Linked DNA regions of Homo sapiens: region 2 is linked to region 1. The links are chromatin contacts, found by Hi-C or POLR2A ChIA-PET in ENCODE. All regions are on one chromosome and are shown on one strand. The core of a region is the stretch at or near the end of the contact, and the rest is flanking DNA. Distances in the headings are between cores, read along the strand shown.

What was found. Hi-C counts contacts between places; a loop is a spot of excess contacts on that map. ChIA-PET counts read pairs that join two places held with the same protein, here RNA polymerase II (POLR2A). Pooled maps may share reads with other maps.
Region 2: a loop to region 1 is called in a map with no recorded cell type, with 2.3 times the contacts of the local background. The contact joins two enhancer-like sites. A Hi-C loop is called at or near these places in 2 of 168 maps with a recorded cell type or tissue (DLD1 and ascending aorta), 3 of 37 single-sample maps with no recorded cell type and 2 of 50 pooled maps. POLR2A ChIA-PET finds 5 or more read pairs at or near these places in 1 of 52 experiments (activated T-cell).

Annotation. Positions count from the first base shown.
Region 1 is chr4:76,779,662-76,785,318 of GRCh38, reverse strand. It overlaps SHROOM3 (shroom family member 3), which reads right to left. Exons shown (of 11, transcript NM_020859.4): 11 at 2,066-5,657. All of the region lies in intron 1 of SHROOM3-AS1 (SHROOM3 antisense RNA 1), which reads left to right. Among named protein-coding and RNA genes, the nearest start is that of SHROOM3-AS1, 20 kb to the left of the region's middle. RefSeq lists silencers at 772-841, 892-941, 952-1,021 and enhancers at 3,089-3,383, 3,117-3,486, 2,618-3,577, 2,617-3,816. Within about 2 kb of position 2,323, at least 6 of the 41 ENCODE cell types and tissues checked have a DNase peak (open chromatin) inside an H3K27ac peak, as active enhancers do.
Region 2 is chr4:77,191,547-77,197,203 of GRCh38, reverse strand. LOC107986292 (a long non-coding RNA gene) reads right to left here. Exons shown (of 4, transcript XR_001741742.1): 4 at 4,631-4,993. Among named protein-coding and RNA genes, the nearest start is that of CCNG2, 37 kb to the right of the region's middle. RefSeq lists an enhancer at 3,300-3,349. Within about 2 kb of position 3,588, at least 7 of the 41 ENCODE cell types and tissues checked have a DNase peak (open chromatin) inside an H3K27ac peak, as active enhancers do.

The DNA.
Region 1 (5,657 bases), core at 1,074-3,573:
TCTTCTTTATATTTATTAAAATTTAAAATGAGGTGAGATTCTTAATTTTTCTTTCAAATTAAAACAAACAAACAAAACACCTGGGCATGGTGGCTCATGCCTGTAATCCCAGCACTTTGGGAGGCTGAGGCAGGAGGATTGCTTCAGCCCAGGAGTTTGAGACCAGCCTGGGCAACATAGGGAGACCCCATCTCTGCCAAAAATATTTTAAAAAATTAGCCAGGTGTGGTGGCTCATGCCTGTGGTCCCAGCTACTTGGGAGGCTGAAGCAGGAGGATCGCCTGAGCCTGGGAGTTCGAGGCTGTGGTGAGCTATGATTGCACCACTGAACTTAATGTATAAATATGAATCATTTTGGGAATAAATGAACAGGAAAGTATGACAGTTGCAGATGTTGAGATAGAGAAAAACATATGTGGAGACACACCAAGAGAGACGTAGACACATACAGAGGTATACAGAGGCAGAGCTAGGCAGAGAGAGACCTCAACAGAAACAAACCTTAGACATGCTCTTAAATCGGCCTGAATCTAAATCTATTGATTTAGATACTTTGAGTAATATAGGTGTATGGAGCATGTTTAAAGAAAACATAAATGAGAAACTGCTTTCCTTTTGACACCTCCTTCAAGAGATATGTTGGCCATTTTATAGGCACTGTTTTATTATCTGAGAAATGGTTCTTACAGAATCAGCAACTATAAAATTACATGTGGTATCAGAAGATAATGCCAGGGTATATATGTAGAACAATGTGTCTGTGACGGCTATCAATTTATTGGCTCAGCTCTGGAATAACCCTTCAATCAAGTGTCTGTGTAATGGGCAGGGTCCTTTTAAGCATCTTTTACAGTCAGCACGATGTTAAGCTCTCTCCATAGGGGGTGCTGTTGGGGCCCTTTGTGGCTGCTGCCTTATGGGTCAGTGGTATGGGTGTGAGGACATCTGATGGAGTTCTCTTCCAACCACTGCCTACAATTGGTGGTGCCTTGGGACCTTGAAGCCTCATTCTGGCCATAACCTTCTCCTGGGCCTGTGGATTACAAACTTGAGCCCTGAAAGATTCCTGCTGCATCAGTGCCCGGAAGGCCTTCTGCCAACACTGGCTCCTCACTCTCTGAAGATCCTGTGAGGATCACCTGTGACCTGGAGGGTTCCCACTGGGCAGCCACGCCTGCTGCAGGCCCCCACTCTGTGCACAGCCAGGCTGTTGGTTGCTGGTGGACTGACCCAGCCTGCACTCTGGAGGGTTGCTTCCTATGCGCTCAGGGACTGCAGACCAGTTCCAGCCTGGGCAAACCAGCTAACTTCCCTGCTATGTGGGTCGAGTTCAGTTCTCCAAGGAGGTCTGAACCTCAGGCTTGGGACTCTTTCCCAGTTTGTCTTTCCTTGAGTACTCTTCCTTAGCTCTAGGGTACCAGAGAGAATTTCCTTATGTCCTATAGTCACTCGTTTATCAGAATTTAATAACTCTTTATATAAATATTTCCCCTGTTCAACCTACTGTAAAGCAATAGCAATACCAGTGTTTAAGCAAGAAATACAGCTGCCTTTCCACCTAGAGAATAATTTATAGAATGAAGTAGGAATCAATGAGCCAGTTTTTTCATTCACAACTTTCTTCTTGCCTAATTTTGATTTTAGAGTTTCAAAATTGGGTGACAGCTGCTTTCATTTCTCAAAGAAAATGAACACAGTCTTGTTTCATTAGCTAAATTGTCAAATCCACACCAAGGAGAGGTTCTAACTCATATGTAGGATAACATTTGTGATGAAGCAACAGGAATCTGATTCCCACTAAATCAGTAAAGTTCCCACTGAAAAGGCCAGTTGATTAATTTCAGTCAGGGCAGAACTTAAAATTACTGGCAATGTGTGATAAAACTGATTCCTTTTGAGGAAAAATAATTAGTGCAATTAAATCTGAATAAGTGCATAACTTGTTTAAAACAGATCTAAAAAAGAGTAAACAGGGAACAAAATCTGTATCACAACCTTGGGGATTATATAAAAGTAGTGGAGACAGTATAAACTTATATAGCTAATAGAATAAATATGACAGGACTTTCAACTTCTGAGGTTATTTTTATTTTTAAATTTAACTTCAATTTCTGTTTATTTAAATTTTAAAAATTATTCAGATTATTAAATTCATGTTAGTCTTATTGTGATCATAACAGTAGGAACTGTACAGATGATTGGTAGTGGCTCTCAAATGTTAAAATACATCAGAATAACATGGGAAACCTGCTGAAATGCAGTTTCCAGCAGACTTGGTTTTGTCATAGCAATTGGTATTTTTAACAAGCATTCCAAGGATTCTGATGCAGATCGTATCCTGACCACACTTTGAGAAACCATTATTTAGTTTCTGAATGAGCTCCCCATTAAGAAATGTGAAGTTTTATTTAAAAATTAATAAGACAACCCTTTCTGATATTAAAATGGTCTTTATCATTTTATCCTATGCATCCCAAAGAGTTAAGGCAGCAGGAAATACTTTGTTCCCGATAATATATTCCTGTGTAGAAAAGCCCCTTCACATTCACTTGACCACTTTTTATACCTTGTAGGAAATGAAGTTATTTCTGGCTGTAGTTATTCCTTTTTCTAATAGTAAGGTGAATAAAATTCATGTTGTTCTAAAAGGAAAATAATAACTCCAACCTAACAATGAAGCCAGCACTACCATGGACAATTAAACTGAAGAGAAGTAAATTTGGAACCACATAAGAATAAAAAGCCAACATTTCCTTGGGTATCCAGAGACCCAGTATCTTAATAAGAGATGCCTGAATAACATACAAGTTTAAAGGTAGAGCTTAAAGCATATATTTACCATTTAAACTCATGAATTATTTTAGATGAGATATTAACAGTGGAGGAATAGGAAAACTGGGATGTCCCAGGTTGTTTCTCCTTTATAGCTCCCTCAAAGGACCTCAGTTAAGCCCACACTCCTCACCTTAAAAGACAGCCACTGATTCTTAGGGGTGGACCCAAACTTGTTAATCTTCTAGTCTGGAAACCAGCTGTGCAAAACAAACCCTAAAATGTTCCCATAGAGCAAAGGAAAAGATGTTTGGTTTCGACAGCATCTGGTCTCATAGAGAAACTCAGGCACTTTCACTGTGGATCCTCCCTTCATTCTTTGGGGTTAAGTGGCCACCGCAAGAAACAAAACAGCATGAGAAATGGCTGAGTCAACCAACATGTAGTGACATGCCCAGGAACTTCTCAAGTGGCCCAGGAAGTGGAGGCCTCCTGATTTTCTCGCAGGACATTGTCCTTTCCTGGAACCTTGCGGGTGGCTGGAGTATCTGCATTTGGAGTATTGCAAGATTATCTCACCTGAGTTCTGACCAGAAGTGTATCTCCAAAATTATCACATCCACAAAGACAATTATTGACTGTGAGCAAACATTCTCAGTGACATCACGCGTATTCTGAAACCCTGACCAACAACATGCTCCTTACTGTTCTCATGGTCTTGGCAAAGGATACTGTTGGGAGAAAGAAGAATGGTTTCTACTGTAAATGAGTTTTTAAAAATAGTGGGAGAAGAATGCAAAATAGGAAAGGGATAAATACATAGATTTCTAGCTAAACGCATTTAAAAGGAAACTTTGAAAATTTGGTTAGTGATTTCTTTAAAGTACAGAGGTCAAGTCCTATTACAATAAATATCACATCCACCTAAAAATTAGATTTCAAAGTCTCACTTGGTGCCTTACCCATTTCACATAACAGAACAAAGTTTCCACATAATGAAAGAATGGACACAATCCTAGGAGTGTCACAAGCTTTCAGATGTTTGTGGCATGCCAAGCAGCATTGCCTGTTACTGTGCTGTGGGAGTCAATTACTTTTATGTCTATAAATTAGAAAAGTGGCTGGGTGAAGTGGCTCATGCCTGTAATCCCAGCACTTCTGGGACCAAAGCGGAAGGATCCCTTGAGCCCAGGAGTTTGAAACCAGCCTGGGCAACATAGCGAGACCCCCGTCTCTATAAAAAATCAAAAAATTAGCCAAGCATAGTGGTGCACACCTGTGGTCCCAGCTACTTGGGAGGCTGAGATGGGAGGATGGCTTGAGCCTCAGAGGTTCAGACTGCAATGAGCTGTTATCGCACCACTCTGCACTCCAGCCTGGGCAACATAGTAAGACCCTTTCTCAAGAAAATAAATAAAAATTTTTGAGAAAGACTGAATATGTAAAATGTTCCCCAGTCAAATCCCGAAAAATGGTCATCTCGAAGAGTGTTGGGAACTGGGAGCCCCCTGGATTCCTCTGAGGAATTTCACTAAGAATAACTGTAGACGTTTGCTGGCTGTCTTCCACCTGGCTTGGCTTGTGAGGGCTCATTCAGTATCAGCAAGACACACAGGTAGTTACTGATGGAGTTAATTTCAGGCTCCCATGTTGGCCTAAGACTGATGACCATGCAGTGTGGCTGTTGAATGCTGTCACTGGTTCTACTGCTTTCCTGGGAGACAGGACCTCTGAATGAAAACATCCCTGGGAAACCAAGGTGCTGTCTTATTTGTATCAATGGAGTCATGCAGTATATAAGCTCCAAAGAACAAAGCCATAGCTTTGGTTGACTATGCAAAGGAAACTTCTGGGTGGCCAGTTGTTTATAAGTTAATCAAAAGACATCTCTACTGGAGACCCAAACTACAATTTTGATATTCTTACATAGGAGATAAAACTTCATTAAGTAATGAAAATGTACTAAGGGGAGAAGGAGCATTTGGTTCCCTTGTCATTTTTTTTTTTTTTTTACTTCAAAATTTTACTCCCCCAATTTTCTAAGACTGGCTACTATGAAACTCGTAAGCCCAAATCAACAAAGGTGGCCACCAGCCACAGATCAAACGTGAAAAAACAAATCTACCTCTAGCACAGCCTGGGATGTACTACCTGCTCAAAGTATAAGGCTACTGCCATCTCCAGCAGCTGTAAACATAGCCTGGCTGCCAGCCCATAACCTCCTCAGCCTTCCAGTTTGTTTTTATAAGCTTACAACTGGGGCTACAGAGTAACCTCTGAAATGTTATTATTGAAACATGATAAAGCAAAATCAGTCTTCAGAGGTTAAGGAGGCAGTTTTTAATCAAAGTGTGGTCAACAGGTTTGACATTTTAGAAAACATTTTTTTTTTTTAAAGCATCATTAAAACAGCCTCAATAAACAGGCCGTATTTAGCCCAAATCTTGTTCAGGAGAACAGCATGGGCTCCGTTTGAATTTTGTTGGATTCTGGACGTCCTCCTCCTATTATATAGGTCTGAGAGTTGTCTTTGTTAATAAAATTTAGCTTTGTTTCCCCACCAGTGATAATGACATGAAGCACTAGGAAATGATGCAATAACCGCAGTGCATGAGGCCTTCCTCCTGGGGAAGGTGTGAGACAGGAGGGGAGCAGGACTCCCCCATACTCAGTCCAGTGGAAGCGCAGAATGCCTGCTCGTGTTGGTAAAAATAAGACAGGAATGTAAGAAAAAAAGTCTTCACGCTCAACGTGACTATCTTTGGAATTCATTTCATTAAGGTTTTCACAAAATACAAAGCTCAAACGTAATCATCTATGTCCACCACAAAACAGAATCAAATAAGTGGTTAGCACAACAAACATAGTGATCTTTTCCATTTTAA
Region 2 (5,657 bases), core at 2,339-4,838, 410 kb before region 1:
AGATCAGACCTACAGTACTGAAACTGATGTCATAGGAGCCGTGAGACCCAGAGTGTGAGCAGTAAGCTGAAATCTGCCACAGAAACAGGATTAAACCAAGATATGGCATCTCCCTATGGGTAGCCTGAGAATTGAGAAGTTAATCCTGTGACCACAGCTGCAAGCTTGAGGCACCTCCCTCATCAGGGACTGATTCGGAGAACTCTAGTGGGCAAGCACCTCAATAAGCAAAAGTATGTTTAGACCCCTCAGACTGTTCCAATGCCTCGGGGATTCTCTGGGCTCCTTGCGGCAGCAGGCCAGCAAGGGGTTCTGCTTACATGCTTCCTGCCACACCTAGAGCAGTCTTACTTTGCTAGATTATGTCAAGATTCTAAAGACTTAAAAGTTACTGGCCCAAATTAAACATGTAATCTGTGTAGATTGGGAGGAAGTGGGTCTTGATAAGTTACCTTTAACAAATCCCTCAAGAAATTAGTTTCTCCTAGAGTCAAGAGTTTCAGTACACCTGGTTCCAGTTTCTATCACTTAGTTCTCACCTTCGACCACCTGTAACTTCTCTCATCTGAATGGCTGACAATTAGGAAGAAAGTCGTCTTCAGCTAGGGACTGTTTTAGACAGGTTTGATGCCAAGAAGTGACATGGCTACCATCAGTTTCCTGGTAAAGAAGCCACTAGCCTCTGGCATCAAGCAGCTCTAGGTAGACACTAGACACTAAGCAGGAACCCCAAAAATAGGTTGAATCCGAAATGGTCTTGGCACAACTGAGGATTTTCAAAGTAATGCTATCCTAAGGGATAGTAAGGATTTGAGCTACTAAAAAGCTGGGTTCTCAGGCAAGCTTTAAGAGACATCAGGAGTTCAGATTGGAGTGAGGCCAGTTGCAAGACAGACAAACACGCATCAGGCCAAAGCTCAGAAGTACATAAGCAGCCTTAGGAATGGCGGGAGTGCCATTGACAAATCCTGCACTACTCCACATCTTGTTCTAAAAGGAAGTTGATATTTGAGATGTTTCAGCCCCTTCTACCTTGCTCTCCAGCCATAACTTTAAACTTGTCTCCTAAGCCATGTGAGTTTTTCTAGAACTATGTGGCATGCCCCAGAAGCCTATGCAATAACACCTACATATAGACATCAGTTCCATAGGACTCACCTGCAGTTGAAACTATAGTTAATTGGGTCGGTAGTAGATATTTTGCTCTGCCTGAGGTGGGAAAGATGAACTTTCCAGTGTCTTTACTGTTAGCCTAGGTGAAAAGTCCTGAAGACCCAGTGATCTATCAGTATTAGTTTGGATTTTTGGTTTTTTTCTTTGAGACGGAGTTTTGCTCTTGTCACCCAGGCTGGAGTGCAATGGTGCAATCTCGGCCCATTGCAACCTCTGTCTCCCAGGTTCAAGAGATGATTCTCCTGCCTCAGCCTCCAGAGTAACTGGGATTACAGGCACCTGCCACCACGCCCAGCTAATTTTTGTATTTTTAGTAGAGATAGGGTTTTCGCCATGTTGGCCAGGCTGGTCTTGAACTCCTGACCTCAGGCAATCCACCCGCCTCAGCCTCCCAAAGTGCTGGGATTACAAGCGTGAGCCACCTCACCCAGCCCAGAGTATTAGTTTTGAAGTAAAGTTGTTTATGTAAAGTTAGTTTTTGTTTCCCTCGGCTTTTATAGTGGTTGAAGTTTACAAAAACGGGAAAAGGATTAGGGAGATAAGGCATCCGTACCATGCACTTAAATTTGACCAAATTCTTATTTGGCAGGACTAAGTCACTGCTGTATTAGCTTCTGGAGTCTATAAAAGCAGAGAAAGTTTTGCTATCAGTAAAAGGACACAAGTACAGGTGAGAATGCTACAGGATGACTAATCAGAAGACTAGTTTTTAATGTTAAGCAACTGTGGAAAAACAAGGCCACCTATTCCCATCCTTGACCATCCTGCAGGAGCCTTCCCTGCCCCAGCACCCCAGCTCTAATTACAGCACTTAACTAACAGTGTTGGAAAGCCTTGGGCTTCGAGATCCCAGACCTGTCAAGTGACTCTTTGTCAAGTGGATTGTCAGCCTGGGAGACACATCCCTTGATCAGATTATCTACATGAAGGAAAGAACTCTGCTCTTCTCCTTGAACCCTGCTTTGTAAGGACAGTGTGAAGAAAGTAACTCCATGCTGATGGGGATGAGGGGAGAGTGCTTCATGTCCCTACCCATGTATTTATTCACCCTTGTTCAGGTTAAGGCAGGTGGACCTACATGACTGGACATGGTTTTAAAAAGCACTTTTCTGTAGCTGGCACGCAAGAATTACGATATTTAAGCTATGTAACTTGCTACCATCGCACCTGTGAAATTGTCAGTCAAGATAATGAACATATCCATCATGCTGTGTACTTTTGAGTCTGTCACTAAGATGCCACTTTATCTTTTCCATGACAGATGGTTTGCCTTTCCTAGTAAGCCTAAAGGAAGTGTCCATTCTCAATGCTAACGATCTGTTCAACTAGATGAAATTTCCTGTTTCAACTACTAAGTTTCTAACTGCTATCAGAAGTGCTTTCAGGTGTGTCAGTCTGACATTACCTGAGGCTTGCCAGTCAACGAGTCTCCCACCTCCACAACCAGGTGGAAGGTCAGTTGCAGCCCACAGGTTGCGTGTCTTCGAGGCAGACAGCTGCTTTCTGCTGAATATGATTAAGATCCTAACTTCCTAGTAAGGAGTCTTAAAAGCCACATGCTTGAAGTTCATTTTAGTTTTTTTTACTAATAGGTCACAAAGGGACGTTTCCTACCCTCAAAAAAAAACTAATTCAAAGTTGATCTACATTTTCTTATGGTTTTCATCGAAGTGGATCTAATTTTTAGTCTCTGAAGAGATGAGAAGCTAGCTTTTTAGTCACTTTCCACCATTACTCCAGACAGGTGTTTAATAGAGACTTTGGGATTCCAAATAGCTAAAAGGAAGTTCTAAAGATTGCTGCGCTTGCTTTAAACGTAGAACCTCTAAACCCGTGTATTTCTCTTGGAGTTTACGTAACTTCAGTAAGTTAGCTATAAGAGTGGCTTTGCTAAAGTCTATGGTAGAGATTAAACAGAAGTCAAGAGACAGGAGCCTTCTCAGCAAGTAAGGCTTGAGCATGAGAGAAGAAACCTCAATTCAAGATTGTATCTTAAGCTTCTAAAAGAACAAACTCTAAGAAAGCACAGTAACTGGAAGAGGCAAGCCTGCTAAAAACGACTTCAGGGAGTTGCTGTGACCTCCTAGGAGGTATTTTCTGCCCACACACAACGCCTAGTTCCCCTTCTTTCGAGTTCCTTAGTCCGCTTAAGTGCCCTCGCTTTTTTCTTCGTTCATCTTTCACTTCTAAAGCAAGCTAACCAAAGTTCCCCCTTGAGAATTACCAAGAGCTTGGTCCTTTCCACCCACCCCTCCAGCCACCAGAGAACTTCTTAGTACCTCGCAGGCCTACAAAGCTTTGGAAGAAACCCCGCCCGACCAACCCCAAACCATCCACCAGCGGAACAACCCACAGCCCCGCCAGGCTTCCTCGCCTTTTACACTTGAAGCCACGCCTTCCCCCTGGGTGAGGACCAATGAGAAAGCGTAGGAGCTACTTCAACTCCGCAATTGGTCCCAGACGGCTGCCAGGTGAAACCAAGCCTCTGGACGCCCCAGGGCTTTCTCTTGGGGCTTCCTACTTTAGACAGGCATTTCTCCCCTCCACCCGCTTTTTTTTTTTAACTACATTGTAAAGGCTGTTGAGTATTTTGAGAGAATAATTTAGAGTCACCTTCAAAAAGTGGCTGAATCAATTTCCCTTCCAGCACTTAGACAACATGGAAGATGTTTAGTGTGCCCTAAAGAATTTCAGAAGAAATATGAGTAGCTATTTGGTCAGACACTGGTGTTGAACACAAATATCCTTACCGTCAGACAACGCTGGTATTTCTCATCGCTCACCTGTGCGTGTTATGCATTTATTCGTTCATTCACAAGTATTATTGAGGAGGATGACTCAATGGAAGCAAGGAAGTAACCCAGTGAGGCTTTGGGTTTTGTCTGTGCTTCGCAAACGGCGGGCTAGAAAGTATGAGTATCCTCAGGACTCACATGTTTCTGGAAAGTCATTCCACTTGTACATTTGGGGATAAAAAGATTTATTTTATATTAAGACAATAGTAATCCAAACCAATATAAATAAATGAATGGGAAAAGAGATAAATCTTTCTTGCAGAAAAAGTTCAAATAATATATGTAACTCCCCACTCCAGGAGGTGGAGTTTAATCACCACACCCGTTCCTTGAGTCTGAGCAAGTTTTAGAGAATCCCTTCCAAAGAACAGAGTAGACGAAGGGAAAAGTAATAACTGTATAGTACAGAAACCTCAGCCGGGCGCGGTGGCTCACGCCTGTAATCCCAGCACTTTAGGAGGCCTACGTGGGCGGATCACGAGGTCAGGAGATTGAGATCATCCTGGTCAACACGGTGAAACCCCGTCTCTACTAAAAATACAAAAAATTAGCCGGGCATGGTGGCGGGCCCCTGTAGTCCCAGCTACTCGGGAGGCTGAGGCAAGAGAAAGGCGTGAACCCGGGAGGCGGAGCTTGCAGTTAGCCACGATCGCGCCACTGCAGTCCAGCCTGGGCGATAGAGCAAGACTCCATCTCAAAAAAAGAAACCTCGCAGGCACTATCTTAACCAAGTGATCCAGATTAATATGATCAAAGATAAACCATGTTGCTATTATGTACCCCCTGATATGATGAGAAGAGCACTTCGCTCCCATGGTATGCTTCTTCAAACCCCATACCCCTAACATAATCATAAGAAAAACATCAAAGTCAAACTGACAGCCATTCTACAAAATGCTGACCAGTAATCTTCAAAACAGTTAATCAAGGTTATGGAAATAAAGAAAGACTGAGAAAGTATTACATACCAGAAGACACTATAGAGACGTGATGAGTAAGTTCAATGTCATACCCTGGATGGGATTCTGGAACAACAACAACAAAAAAATCTATATTAGTGAAAAAAAAAAACTGGTGAAATCCAAATAAGTTTGGAGTTCTTAGCAATATACGAATGTTAATCTTTTCGTTTTGACAAATGTACTGTGGTTACATTAGATGTTAACATTAGGGGAAACTAGGTGAAGAGAATATGTTATTCACTTTACTATCCCTCAATTTTTATGTAAATCTAAAATCATTCCTAGATAAAACATTGATTTAAAATTTAAAAAAAGGAAATACATTGTAAAATTTGCATGAAATCTTAAGAAAACATGAGCCTTCAAAGAAATCTTATGCTTATCACAGACTGCTTTAAACTCTACCTTCCCCAGAGTTTCCAGAGGCACTTATCCATTATTAGAGGTATTTAGAGCAAAAGTTTTTGAAAAGCTGCAAGTTTAGCTACATGAATCCCATTGGAGGATAGATGTGAGGATGAAAAGAAGAGAAGCTGAGAGGCCAGCTGGAATCACACTGAGATCTAACCAAGTCTAAGGCAATAGGTCAATGGACAATGAGACACAAATTGACCTAGTTTATTCCTGCGACTGTCACCAGTGCTTTCCGGGAATTTACTGATGCTAGTCCCCTTCTTTCATCTTGAGTGTTCACATACTTGTAGTCAGGAGAAAGGAGATAGATACT